Linked DNA regions of Mus musculus: region 1 is linked to region 2. Evidence: chromatin contacts called from ENCODE Hi-C or POLR2A ChIA-PET data. All regions are on one chromosome and are shown on one strand. Each heading gives the region's core, a stretch centred on a gene start or an enhancer-like site at or near the end of the contact. The rest is flanking DNA. Distances are from core to core; before and after follow the strand shown.

Evidence for each region. A loop is a pair of places that touch in the nucleus more often than their neighbours do. ChIA-PET counts read pairs that join two places held with the same protein, here RNA polymerase II (POLR2A).
Region 1: a loop to region 2 is called in a map of T-helper 17 cell, with 11 times the contacts of the local background. The contact joins the promoter of AI450353 here to the promoter of Ubb in region 2. A Hi-C loop is called at or near these places in 1 of 37 maps with a recorded cell type or tissue (T-helper 17 cell). POLR2A ChIA-PET finds 5 or more read pairs at or near these places in 1 of 5 experiments (Patski).

What each region holds. Positions count from the first base shown.
Region 1 is chr11:83,291,273-83,297,507 of GRCm38, reverse strand. It overlaps AI450353 (expressed sequence AI450353), which reads right to left and starts at 4,078. Exons shown (of 1, transcript NR_028364.2): 1 at 2,579-4,078. AA465934 (expressed sequence AA465934) reads right to left here and starts at 5,809. Exons shown (of 3, transcript NR_028363.2): 1 at 5,675-5,809; 2 at 5,411-5,534; 3 at 2,871-2,993. Snord7 (small nucleolar RNA, C/D box 7) reads right to left here and starts at 3,204; the gene lies at 3,109-3,204. It overlaps Pex12 (peroxisomal biogenesis factor 12), which reads left to right. Exons shown (of 4, transcript NM_001364762.1): 3 at 1-20; 4 at 1,068-2,433. The coding sequence ends at 1,467.
Region 2 is chr11:62,549,166-62,555,845 of GRCm38, reverse strand. It overlaps Ubb (ubiquitin B), which reads right to left and starts at 4,675. Exons shown (of 2, transcript NM_011664.4): 1 at 4,251-4,675; 2 at 2,633-3,706. The coding sequence starts at 3,700. The coding sequence ends at 2,783.

The sequences.
Region 1 (6,235 bases), core at 2,829-5,328, about 21 Mb before region 2:
ATGCAGGAGCCCGTCAGAAGGTAAGGCCATTCCTAAAACCCCTTTATTAACAAAATTTGAAAATTTGTACCAATCATCCGGTCTACCCTAGCTATTAAGTCACAGAAGTTATTCCTCACATCCATAAAGCATGGGCCACCATCCTGGTGACCTCTCTCATAATAGGCACACCTTTGTGCATGCTTGGTGTATGTAAGAGCCCCATGCGTGGTATTTGCTTTGTGTTATCTTATGCCTCATCACAACCTGAATTAAATGCAGTGGCTTCATTTAACAGTTGAGGGAACCACTAGCCAGAAGATGGCAGAGCAAAGATTCAAGGCAAAGCGATATAATTAATTCTAAAGACTTCTTACCAAGGATGCAACATTACCTTTGTGGAGTGTTAATTCTCTCACAAGTTCAACATGTATGCATCCCAGTGTTGATAAGTTACTTTTTAGGTAAACTGCTTCTTCTGGATGGATTATCTATCTTCCATTTAAAAATTCTCTAAAGTTAAGTATCTGATGCCTTTCTCAAATCAAAACCTAAGTTTCTGTTGTTAAAAACAGCTTGGGGGCCGGGCAGTGGTGGCACACACCTTTAATCCCAGCACTTGGGAGGCAGAGGCAGGCGGATTTCTGAGTTCCAGACCAGCCTGGTCTACAAAGTGAGTTCCAGGACGGCCAGGGCTACACACAGAAACCCTGTCTCGAAAAACAAAAACAAACAAACAAAGAAGTTTGGGGTACAGCAGGAGAAATGGCACCGTGGTTATGTAAATGGCATGTACTGCTCTTCCAGAGGAACAGAGATCAACCCCCAGAACCCATATGTGGCAGTTTACAACTGCCTATAACTTTAGGTCACCTGGCCCAAACGGCACCTGCATGCATTTGGTGTGTGTACAAACAAGCAGACACAAACATAAATCTTTTAAAAACCAGAACACCAGAGTTTAGATATACACTGGCTTACAACAGACCCTCCAGCACATCAAGTGTGGAACTGCACCTATAGACATTACTCTGTGACCACATACAAATAAACTCTTTTCTTTGCCTCTTGCTCTCCTTTCCCAACAGCGTTGGTGAGAAGATAAAGTCAGCTCTGAAGAAAGCTGTGGGAGGTGTTGCCTTATCCCTCTCGACTGGCCTCTCTGTGGGTGTATTCTTCCTGCAGTTTCTTGACTGGTGGTACTCTTCTGAGAACCAAGAAGCCATCAAATCACTGACTGCCCTGCCCACTCCACCACCACCTGTACACCTAGACTACAACTCTGATTCTCCCCTCTTACCCAAAATGAAAACAGTGTGCCCACTCTGTCGTAAAACTCGAGTGAATGATACGGTTCTTGCCACCTCTGGCTATGTATTCTGTTACCGCTGTGTGTTTAATTATGTGAGGAGTCACCAAGCCTGTCCCATTACAGGGTATCCAACAGAAGTCCAGCATCTAATTAAACTCTACTCTCCAGAGAACTGAAAGAGCTTAGTGCATTATCTCACCACTCAAGTTCTATACTCTAAGGCCATGAGACGGTTTTAGTATGGCAGACAACAGTGATACTTCCCTGATTCATAACTACATTAACTTTAAGTAGTTACATGGGTTTCTTTAAAAGGATATATCCATTCGATCCTAACCTTTTGGTTTGCTCTCTACCAAGCTGGTTAAGCAGGAGAATCAGGATTATCGGTGGTGTGAGAGCCAATGTGGAGGTGAGTTATAAAAGACCACCTCACTTAAAGAGTAAGGTTTTAAGTTGGATGTGGTAGTATAGTATCAACACTCTGGAGATGGAGGCAGGATTTTGAGTTCAAGGCCACCATAGGGAGACTGTCAAAAGTAAAATGAAAGTGAGAGACTGATTAAGAGGGATAAAATATCACAGGAAACCTCAGGTTAGACCTTATAAAGCAAGTGGTTTGGGAAGCAGGCCTTCTCTTTAGAAAACATTACTTTTGAATTAGAGGCTTTATCAGACATGGACTTTCTCTTTATAGAAATGCTTTAGAGAAAAGCCCCTTCCATCTATCATGACTTACTAACATCTACCACAGTTTATCAGCATTTGAAGATTTCCTTGATGATCCATACTTGTCTTGGGATAGGGTTTGTTTATAGGGAGGAGTCTGGAAATTTCAGTATGAATGAAAACTAGCAGGCAATGGTGAGATGCAGTAAAATCCTTATCTAATGTTTACCTGATGCCTACCTAGTGAAGAGTTAATGAAGGGCAGAAGCCTTCTGCTTGCTCTCATGAGTTTGCTCAACTGGCAGTTTGCTCAGTTGATATGAATCATGCTAGGTATTATGAAAGTTTCTATGAAACATTTAAGTCAATTTTAACAATACATGATTCTGGGAAAGAATTGTTCCATGCTGTCATGATTATGCGGAAACCCAAAAGATTACTTCAGGGGTTTAAATAAATTTCCGTTCAGATCACCATTGACTTCTTGAAGTTTTTCTGTATCTATTAAAGTTTTGCTTTTTAAAAAGACAAATTCAATAATTAGAACAAAAATCCTGTTCTAACAGCACAGATACCACCTTGTATGAAATAACATTTGCCAGAAACAAAAGTTTAGTTGCTTGTTTAGGAAGATTTATGACATTGGATGGACAAGCTGGTGAAGAAACAGCTTCTGAAAAATCATTAATGCAAGCCAGATGAAAATAATTTCCAAGTGCCTACTGTGATTCATGCTGGCAATTGAGCGCATAATCGCTGGTACCATGAACATGATATAACTTTTACTAAGTTTAAAATAGATAAGCCATCTTGTAGATTTAAAAATATTGAAGCTTACCAGAAGAAGAGTATATGATCATTTATAAGCTCTGGTAAAAACTTACCAAAATAAAGATCTTACCCAAACAAATACCATGGTTAATTAAAAACACTTTTAATACAGTAATAATAAGTCAATAAGGAATTGATTCCAATTCAGGGCAGAAATGATGAATCCTCCATGCAGTTTTCAACCCTGATTTCTCACCTGGACCTAAGAAGGAAAACATGAAAGTATCAGTAATTCAAAGGATACAAAAGAAATACTCTTACACATTATAAGCCAGGATCCACATAGGTTCAAATACCCCCATGTGGTCAGCAGAATCAGCTCAGAGAGAAGATTAAGGGGTCACACCCTGGTCAGAGCCAGCGCCAAAGCAATGGCAATACCAGGTCAGACTATACTTCGCTCATCATTGCATGGCTCCATTTCACATCCAGTCAAATGTAGGCTTACACACTCAAAAAGCTACTCTCACATGCTTCAACTTTGAAGTTTCAATACTTTCCACTATGTGGTAAATAACTGCTATATAATAATAAAAAACTTAAAACAAGTTTTTGGGTTTTTTGTGGGTAGGGGGCTTTTTTGTTTTCACAACACAGAGTGGAGAAGCATTTATCACTCAAAAAAAGTTTTTAGAGCCAAGCACAGTGGTGCACATCTTTGATCTCAGCACTTGGGAAGCTGAGGCTGTAGGAGCTCTGTGAGTTTGAGTTCTACACAGTGAGTTCCAGGACAGCCCTCAGAGCTACATAACAAGACCCTGTCTCAAAACAGCAACAAAAAGGTTTTGTTGTTATTTACATGAGTCCAACCTCCATTTATTTTGACAAAATCTTAGGGATATTTGTTAAGAGACACATAGTCTAAAAAAGTAGTAGCTGTAGAAAAGATTTCCTATTATCCATTTAACATAGAATTCAACTGCCAAGGAAGATAAAAGACATAGTCACAATGTCGGGCACAGTGACTCGTGCTTGCAGTTCCAGCTACTCCAGTGGGTAAGACGGGAGCCAAGGAGTCCTGAGCAACACAGGAAAGTGTACAGTGAACAAGCAAAGCTCTACATCATAATTTTTTTCCTACCAGAAACTCCTAATTTCAGTCAAAAACTCTTGAGAGTCAGTACAGGGGAATGCCAGAGCCAAGAAGTGGGAGTAGGTGGGCAGGGGAGTCGGAGGGCAGGGTATGGGGGACTTTTGGGATAGCATTGGAAATGTAAATGAAGAAAATACCTAATTTAAAAAAATAGCTTGAAGGAAACCTAAAAAAAAAAAAAAAAAAAAAAAAAAAACTTCTTGAGAGGTTAGGGTCTTCTAAAGCTCTATACCACTTAATAGCAGAATTAGGAAGGTCTGAATACCAGGTTTCTATTTTTCCATCTCTAACTTCTCAACATCCACCCTTTACTAATAATAGGTGAAACTACAGGCACTGGAGAGATAGCTCAGTGGTTCAGAGCACTGGCTGCTCTTGCATAGGGTCAATAACTGATTTAAAGCTCATCTGTTTCACAACACTGTGATTCAGTGGGTCTTCTGCCTCTGTTTTCCCTGGATTCCAGCACATATATATGCTGACTTTAAACCTATAAAAGTGTAATTCAGTCACTAAAGCATCCACTTTCTCCCCATGGTCCAGGAAATAATATACAAACTACTGTGGTATTCAAGGGATTTCAAAACAATGAATGAGGCCTTAGGTCAATTCCCAGAAAGACCATCACCACAACCAAACAACCTCCAAAACAACAAAAATCAAGCCAGGGGCAGTGGTGGTTACACCTGTAATCCTACTGCTTTGGGAGGCTGGGGCAGAAGAATCCTGAGTTTGAGGCCATGGTGGGCTAGCTATACAGACTCTGTCTTTAAAACAAAATAAAGGGGCTGGAGAGATGGCTCAGTGGTTAAGAGCACTGACTGCTCTTCCAGGGGTTCTGAGTTCAATTCCTAGCAACCACATGGTGGCTCACAACCATCTGTAATGGGCCTCCTCTAGCATGTCTGAAGACAGCGACAGTGTACCCATATACATGAAATAAATAAATCTTTTAAAAACAACAAAATAAAAACCCCAAAATAACCCATTTACCCCTTAACTAGTTAATAACATAATCCTAACGAATCTTACAGACTACCCAACCTAGACTATTAAAGTTCTCAAATCTACTATTAGAGCTTGTGTTCCCCTGCCCCAGAGAAACCCTTCCTGCTGTCAGCTCTGCCTCTCCATACTGCTGCCACTTTACACAGGAAACCTTATCTCGATTAATCCCAAAGGAAGGCTCTGCCCTTTGAATTACAGAAGCAAAGTTTGTGAAACCGATTCCGCTTAAAGATCCAGACAGACATGGTGGTACCTGATTCCAAGTTCCTGCCATGCCAGCAGGTACCTAGTTCTCTGCCTCACAGCACTCATCTCATGGCAACTGGTGTGCCAACTATGCGCCAGTTCACGAGTTTTCCCCCATCTCTCCCACCAGCCCCATCTCACTGAGTTCCTAAAGAACTGGGGAAGCGTGTTAACAGCCTGGAACAAAAGGGTTCAATTAAGTGACCTTGGTAAGCCTAATCCCATGGCTTTTAATTAGAAATGCATGAGCACAATTTATAACGCCATCTTACCTCCAAATGTCACACGGATAAGGACCATACCTCGGGCATCTTCAAGCACTCATTCCCCCATCCTCTAATTCATGGCGCTCTGCACAGATTCCTTTGCTGACCAGAGAGGACTTACACACAGGTTCTCAAAGCAAAAAAAAAAAAAAAAAAAAAAAAAAAAAAAAAAAGATAAAAGTCCAAACCCGCCAACTTCGGGAGCCTGAAGCCATCCTTGGTAGGGAAAGAGGACTGAGGACGGAGTCGGGGCTTCAATCGGCTCCCAACCTGGATTCTTCATTCCGCAGTCTTGGACAGGGACAATCTGGGCTGCAGAGGATGACCCGATGAGCGCTAGGACACTGCGTCCGGGGCACACTGGCTTCCCGCGTCCTCTCCCCTCCGCCTCTTCGGGCCTGCATCCCACAGCCCCGCGCGCGTCAGTAAGCCAATCCCACGGCAGCCAGAGCTTCACGTGACAACTATAAGGCGGTGCCTGCATGAAGAGCAGCCAATCGAAAGGTGAAGTGAAAGCAAGGGGTGGAGCTGACCTAAAGGTGGAGGCTGCTTCCCCGGGCTTTCTAGGCGTCTGGGTCTGTGTCTCGCGACTTAGGCCTGTGGTTTTTGCTCAGAAAGCGACGCTGGTTTTCTTCTTACACAATTCTCTACTCACGGGACTCCGGGCGACTGTTAGGCGTAGTGATTTTACCATTGCTTCGATGGAGAATGGGGAGAAGAGAGAGACTCCTATCTTGAACACTTTTTAAAAAAAAAACAGATTTTAAAAATGATCTATTTGTGATTATACATGTGTGTTTTGCCTGCATTCGTGTCTGTGCACTATGCCAA
Region 2 (6,680 bases), core at 3,426-5,925:
CTAGCGGTTGGGAGGTGGATGCAGAATAAGGCCCCCATCTCAAAAACCAAACCCAAACCCACTCTTTCTCCTCAAACACCAAATCAACTATGGAGTCCTGAACCATGGTGTGGTGTCATACTTTGCTACACAGAACATTAACCTGGGCAATATGAGACTGCCTCAAGTAATTAAAAAGGCTGGGGATAGCTCAAGTCATATTGTGCTTGACTTACATGAACTGTTTGATCCTCAGCAAAACACACACACAGAGGGGGAGACAACCCCGTTATTGAATTCTTTAGAGGGGAAACATGAGGTTATGATTGAGGGTACCAGCTTGTTCTGTGAACTCTACAATTTCAAGGTAGATGTGTCATTTAAGTTGTTCTCCATATTAACCACCATGACTCAAGGGCCAATGAAGGGAACTGATGCCAGTTTTTCTCCTTCCCCTGCTCACCTTTTTTCCTTAGACAAGGTCTCTATGAAGCCCTGGCTGTCTTTGGCCTCACTTTGTAGATCAGGTTGGCTTCAAACTCACAAAGATAACACCTGCCTTTGCCTCCCAATTACTGGGATTAAAGGCATGTGCTACTACTAAGACAGCTCCCATGTTTGAATTTTAGAGACAAGGTCTCACTATGGATCTCTGACTAGCCCAAAGTTTACTATTTGACTGGGCTAGCCTCAGAGCTCTACTGCATGTGCTTCTGTGCTAGGATTAAAGACATGCACCACCAAGATGAGCCCATGTATTCTTTAGCATCTAGTCTAAGGCTGGAACCAACATTGTTTCTAGCAGTTAGAGAACCCCAAAGAGCCATGGCTCCCAGGCTTTTAAATTGTTTATTCATACATGTATTTTTATTAAAAGATACCATGTGGGTCCTAGCTACAAAATGGCCCAGCCTAGCCTGGAGCAATATTGCCTCAGCCTTCAGGGTGCTGGGGGTTACAGGTATGTACCACCCATGCCCAGCTTCAAGAAATCTTATCAACTCTGCTCTCTCTACATTAATCTCATAGCAAGTCCTAGACACATTTCCCCACAAAGCTGTACAGGTATTTCTTCCAAAATCAAGGTGGCACAGATCTTTAATATCAGCACTCAGGAAGCAGATGCAGGTGAGTTCACAGGGCAACCTGGTAACTAACCACAGGACAGCGAGGACTACATAGACTATCTCCAAAAAAAAAAAAAAAAAAAAATCCTAGGCAAAATGGCACACAATCCTAACATTTGGGAAGTAGGGGCCAAGTGGGTATCTTTGAGTTTCATTCAGGCTAGCCTGCACAATATGGTGTACCACACCAGCCAGGGATAGATTCCTTCAACAAAATACATCAAACCACTTGCAGTGGCAGTTTATGCGAAGAGGCAGAGGTAGGGTTAGAAACTCAAAGCAACTAGTCTGGGCTTAATTAAAAGGGGCAAAATTCGTAGCAAAATTCAAGGGGGTGGAGGATCCAATAGAGGGCTGGTGAGACAGCACAGATTATACTGCTTGCCTTAAAACTACACCACTTGGGTTTGATCCCCGGTATGCATGTTACACTCAGTAAATGAGAACATAGATGGTCTCCCATCACCTTTAAAATTCAAGTTGGTTTACTGCTGAAATGCATACTCATATACAGAAAGGAGCTCACACAGCAGGCTAGCGTTTAACAATTATTGAGATTGTAATCTCATTTCCATTTCTCCTGGAGACTGCCATGGAATTCAATGTAGACTAGGGTAGTCCTGCTTCTGCTTCCCCCCAGTGCTGACACTAAGGGCCTGTTTTTTTAGTGCAGTCCTGGGATTGAATGCTGGAATTTCTTTTACTCTACAAACCTGTATCTCCAGATGAAAAAGTACCAGCTACAAATGCATTTTAAAAATCTTAGGCCGGGCGTGGTGGCGCACATCTTTAATCCCAGCACTCAGGAGGCAGAGTCAGGTGAATTTCTGAGTTCTAGGCCAGCCTGGTCTGCAAAGTGAGTTCCAGGACAGCCAGAGCTACACAGAGAAACCCTGAAACTCGAAAAAACCAAAAAACCTTAGGACATTAACTACAACTGAATAATCTGGCAAGTTCCAGTTCTTGGCGAACCTCTATGTCTTTTAAATCACATTTCAAAATGATAGCTAAAGCTGGGAAATCATGTGTCTCAGTTGTAGACCAGAGGCACATAGGGTCCATACTGCTGAAAATTTTGGGGATTGAAGGGACACAAACCTTCCAATGACAGGTGTTCACTGTAATAGCTTTTAATTTTCTTTTCTATTACTTACCATTTCTCCAAGTAGGTGGTTTTCTTCCTAAAGAATTATCACAACCAGCATTAAGAAATCCAACCTGCTGGTATCTTACCCAAGCAATCATATGCAAATCAGTGTGACCTAGAGACCCCCCAAACCACCAATTTAAAAAAGTACTTAAATAAGCAAAGTTACAAAGGCTGTATGGCAAGCCCCACCCCTTCTGTGGCAAACTGACATTAAGGCTTTGCCATTAACTAAACAAAATTGCGATGTCATACAAGTATAAGCTGTAAATGATGCATATTTTAGTCAAGACCAATCTTTAGTTAAATCATGCCCAAAATAATCAGTTAAGAGCCCCCACCACCCAAGCCACCACAGAATTTCACAAGTGACACCATATATGCTTACCATGCAACAAAACCTTTATTAACATTTTTTAACAGAGGTTCAGCTATTATTGAAACTTGTAATTTCTAAACTTAAATTGGGGCAAGTGGCTAGAGTGCAGAGTAATGCCATCACTGCCCACTGGGAATGCAGACCGAATAATTAATAGCCACCCCTCAGACGGAGGACCAGGTGCAGGGTCGACTCTTTCTGGATGTTGTAATCAGAGAGAGTGCGGCCATCTTCTAGCTGCTTGCCGGCAAAGATCAGCCTCTGCTGGTCAGGGGGGATGCCCTCTTTATCCTGGATCTTGGCCTTCACATTCTCGATGGTGTCACTGGGCTCCACCTCCAAGGTGATGGTCTTGCCGGTCAGGGTCTTCACGAAGATCTGCATGCCACCTCTCAGGCGAAGGACCAGGTGCAGGGTTGACTCCTTCTGGATGTTGTAATCAGAGAGGGTGCGGCCATCTTCCAGCTGCTTGCCGGCAAAGATCAGCCTCTGCTGGTCAGGGGGGATGCCCTCTTTATCCTGGATCTTGGCCTTCACGTTCTCGATGGTGTCACTGGGCTCCACCTCCAGGGTGATGGTCTTGCCAGTCAGGGTCTTCACGAAGATCTGCATGCCACCCCTCAGACGGAGGACCAGGTGCAGGGTTGACTCTTTCTGGATGTTGTAATCAGAGAGGGTGCGGCCATCTTCCAGCTGCTTGCCGGCAAAGATCAGCCTCTGCTGGTCAGGGGGGATGCCCTCTTTATCCTGGATCTTGGCCTTCACGTTCTCGATGGTGTCACTGGGCTCCACCTCCAGGGTGATGGTCTTGCCGGTCAGGGTCTTCACGAAGATCTGCATGCCACCTCTCAGGCGAAGGACCAGGTGCAGGGTTGACTCCTTCTGGATGTTGTAATCAGAGAGGGTGCGGCCATCTTCCAGCTGCTTGCCGGCAAAGATCAGCCTCTGCTGGTCAGGGGGGATGCCCTCTTTATCCTGGATCTTGGCCTTCACGTTCTCGATGGTGTCACTGGGCTCCACCTCTAGGGTGATGGTCTTGCCGGTCAGGGTCTTCACGAAGATCTGCATTTTGACCTTGAATTTAAAAGGTAAAAATTTAAAAGCCTACTAAAATCTTCGATTCCCTACAAAATACTTCTACTCAAAACTCCTCCCCTTTTTGTCATAACATAAAACCTGTTTTGTCATGGTTTCAAACTGCTAAACCTTTCCAAAACACTAAACTGGCATTTGGAACATTCATCAACTGCGGGGCATCCAAGTTCGCTAACAATAGACATGATAAATTGAAAATAAAAAATATCCAGACCAGAAGCCATCGATAAAAATTCAAGTAATAAACAATGCCCGAGTGAGAAGTACCTCTTTTCTGCCTCCCCCCACTGAAATAACCACGATGGACTCTCCATCGGTTAAGCGTCCGTTAAGCTCCCTGGCGCGCGCGCCAGGGCCGCCCCCGCTCCGCGCACGCGACCAAGGCCCACTCTTCCCGGAAGGCCCGTTGCCGCGTCACGTCACCTCGCTCCCCTCCCCCACCCCAAGAAAAAAAAGGCCCGCTTAGCACCACGTAAGCCCCCTCTCTAAATCCTCCCATGATTCAAACGCCGTAGACAAATACCTGTTAACAAATGTGATGAAAGCACAAACCGCCCAGCGCGTCGAAACACCCTCACAGAAAGACCGCCGAACCGGACAAAGCCTCTCGTCACTGAGCTCAGTGGCCGCGCGAGCCGCTATTTATGCAGCGTCTGTTGCGTGACTGCTCACTCCTACGTAGCTGTTGTCTTCCTGCGCCACCGAAAGTAGTTCCGCGGGCCCCCACCTCCCCCAGACCAATTAGGCGTTTTTGCCGAGCTCCCGATTCTTCAGAACCAAAGAAAAGAGTACTACCAAACGAGAGACACTGTATTCCCGGCGTCTCGTCTCCTCTCGTGCAAAAAATTGAAAAAATCATCACGCGGATGAATCCAAGTTAAAGGGCCCTCCCTCGAAAGCTCTGGAAACCTCCTTGCGGCGCCAGCGCTGATTGGTGAGGAGTCAAAGATGAGGCCGACGCTGATTGGTGGAGGTCGCGGGCCGCTCGATTGTTGCTGGGCTCGGTTCTCGGGCAGTTTAACGTCGACGTTGCTAAGTAACCGAGTGCGCATGTGCGGGCGCTCGCCTTAGCGAAATACTGATGTTTCCTGCTTGAGGTGGGGGAGGGGCGTCTTCTCTTCCCGCGTCCGGAACCCCGCGTCCCGAGTTCCCCGTGGTTCTCTCGCACCCATCGCTCGGCGGCTTTACGCCACAGGGTGAATTGCGACCTCACCCTGCTCCCCCTGGCTGGACTCTAGCTTCGCCCAGGCCCCCTCCAGTATGAGCATTGATGCTTCCGTAGCCAGTGTTTTTAGTTGTTTTGTCTTGTGGCTTAGCCGCCCACGGGCCCAGATGTGGGTGGGAGTGGGGTGGCTGCCGGGCTGGAAGCTGAGGATTTAGCCAGAGACCCAGCCCAGAGCCCGGCCGGACTTACAGATTCTCTCCCTCCCCAGCAATCTACAAACAAAGGAAGGAAAGAGGAGAAATGCCTATTAGACTCAGTACCCGGGGTTCACCCACCTCTCCCATTGGGATGTCTATTGTGCAAAGGAAGGGAAGGGGCCCGTTAATCCTAGAACCTCAACCTCAGGACTAGGTTCTGAGGTTTTGGGTGTGGTTGCTTTTCCCTCATCGAGATCAACAAGGAAGGAGCAGAACTGCTCGGATTGCTTTGTCATGCGGAGTCACGAGGATGGCCATGTAAACAGTTTTGTTTGCATAGGCTACCGGCTTCCGTACAGTAAGAAGTCTAGCTACGCTAACAGATTAAACTTCACTCTGTAAAGGTTTACGAGTTATTACCATATTACTGAAGGAAACGTTAGGAACATAGCTGGTTTGCCTAGCATGAACCAAAAGCTCCAGTTTGATTCCCCAGCCCAAAGTCTGCTTTCTAGAATAAAGAGCAGGTAGAATTTTATTTGAAGTGAATTGAAATTCAGAAAATGTCTCCTTTGCATAGTATTTTATTTTTATTAGGAAGCATGAGTCGGACCTTGTTTCAACAAGCAGAGTATGTCTGAGTCAGACATTTTGAGGCACAGACTCAGCCAGAGTGCTGATCTTATGATTGATGCGATGACTTCATTGGGGTAAGTTCCAGCAATTGCCAGACGGGTTATTGCTTCCTAGTTTGTTTTGTTTTCAAAGTAGATCGTTTGGTGACTTCAACCCAGTAATAATATTTCAAAAGAATGGCATCTGGACAAGATAGATTTTTTTTTCCGTAGCATAGTTTTTGTTGCTTGTGCTGTGTTCACCCCTAGCCCCACCCCTTGGAGACTGGCCATCACTCTGTAGCCCTGGTTGGCCTGGGATGACTATGTAAATCAAGAGCTCACAAGAGATTCTCTTGGTTCTGTCTTCCGAGTGTTGGAATTAAAGACACGGACCATCGTGCCCAGCATGATGTAAACAGATTTTTTTAAAAAGTATTTTATATCTGAGTGTTTTCCTTGTATGTATGTCTATATAGTACCTGTGTATCTGGTACCTGAGGAGCTCAGGAGGGTACCAGATACCCTAGAACTATACAGACTGCTGAGTACTTGTGTGGCTGCTTGGGAATCGAGCAGCTAGTGCTCTTAACTGCTCCAGCCCTCTATAAACAGATTTAAAAAAAAAAAAAGACAGTATAAATTTTGAGATTAGAAGTTTATTGAGTTAGTTCAACAATGTTTCTCCAATTAAAAAGGAACTGTTTTCCATTTTTGTTCACAATAGAAAAAAAAATTGTGTCATCTTTAGGCCCTAAAACACATGAATACACCTGTGTGTGTGTGTATGTGTATTGCTCTGTAGACCAGGCTGGCCTCCCATCTCAGAGATCCCCCCTGCCTCTGCCTCCTGCCTCCAGAGTGTGGAAACTAAATGCGTGTGAGAAATATGTATTGACTGGACAGCAGTGACACAGTGACACATGCCTTTAATCCAGAACTAGGGAGGCAGAGGAAGGGGATCTCTGAGCTCGAGG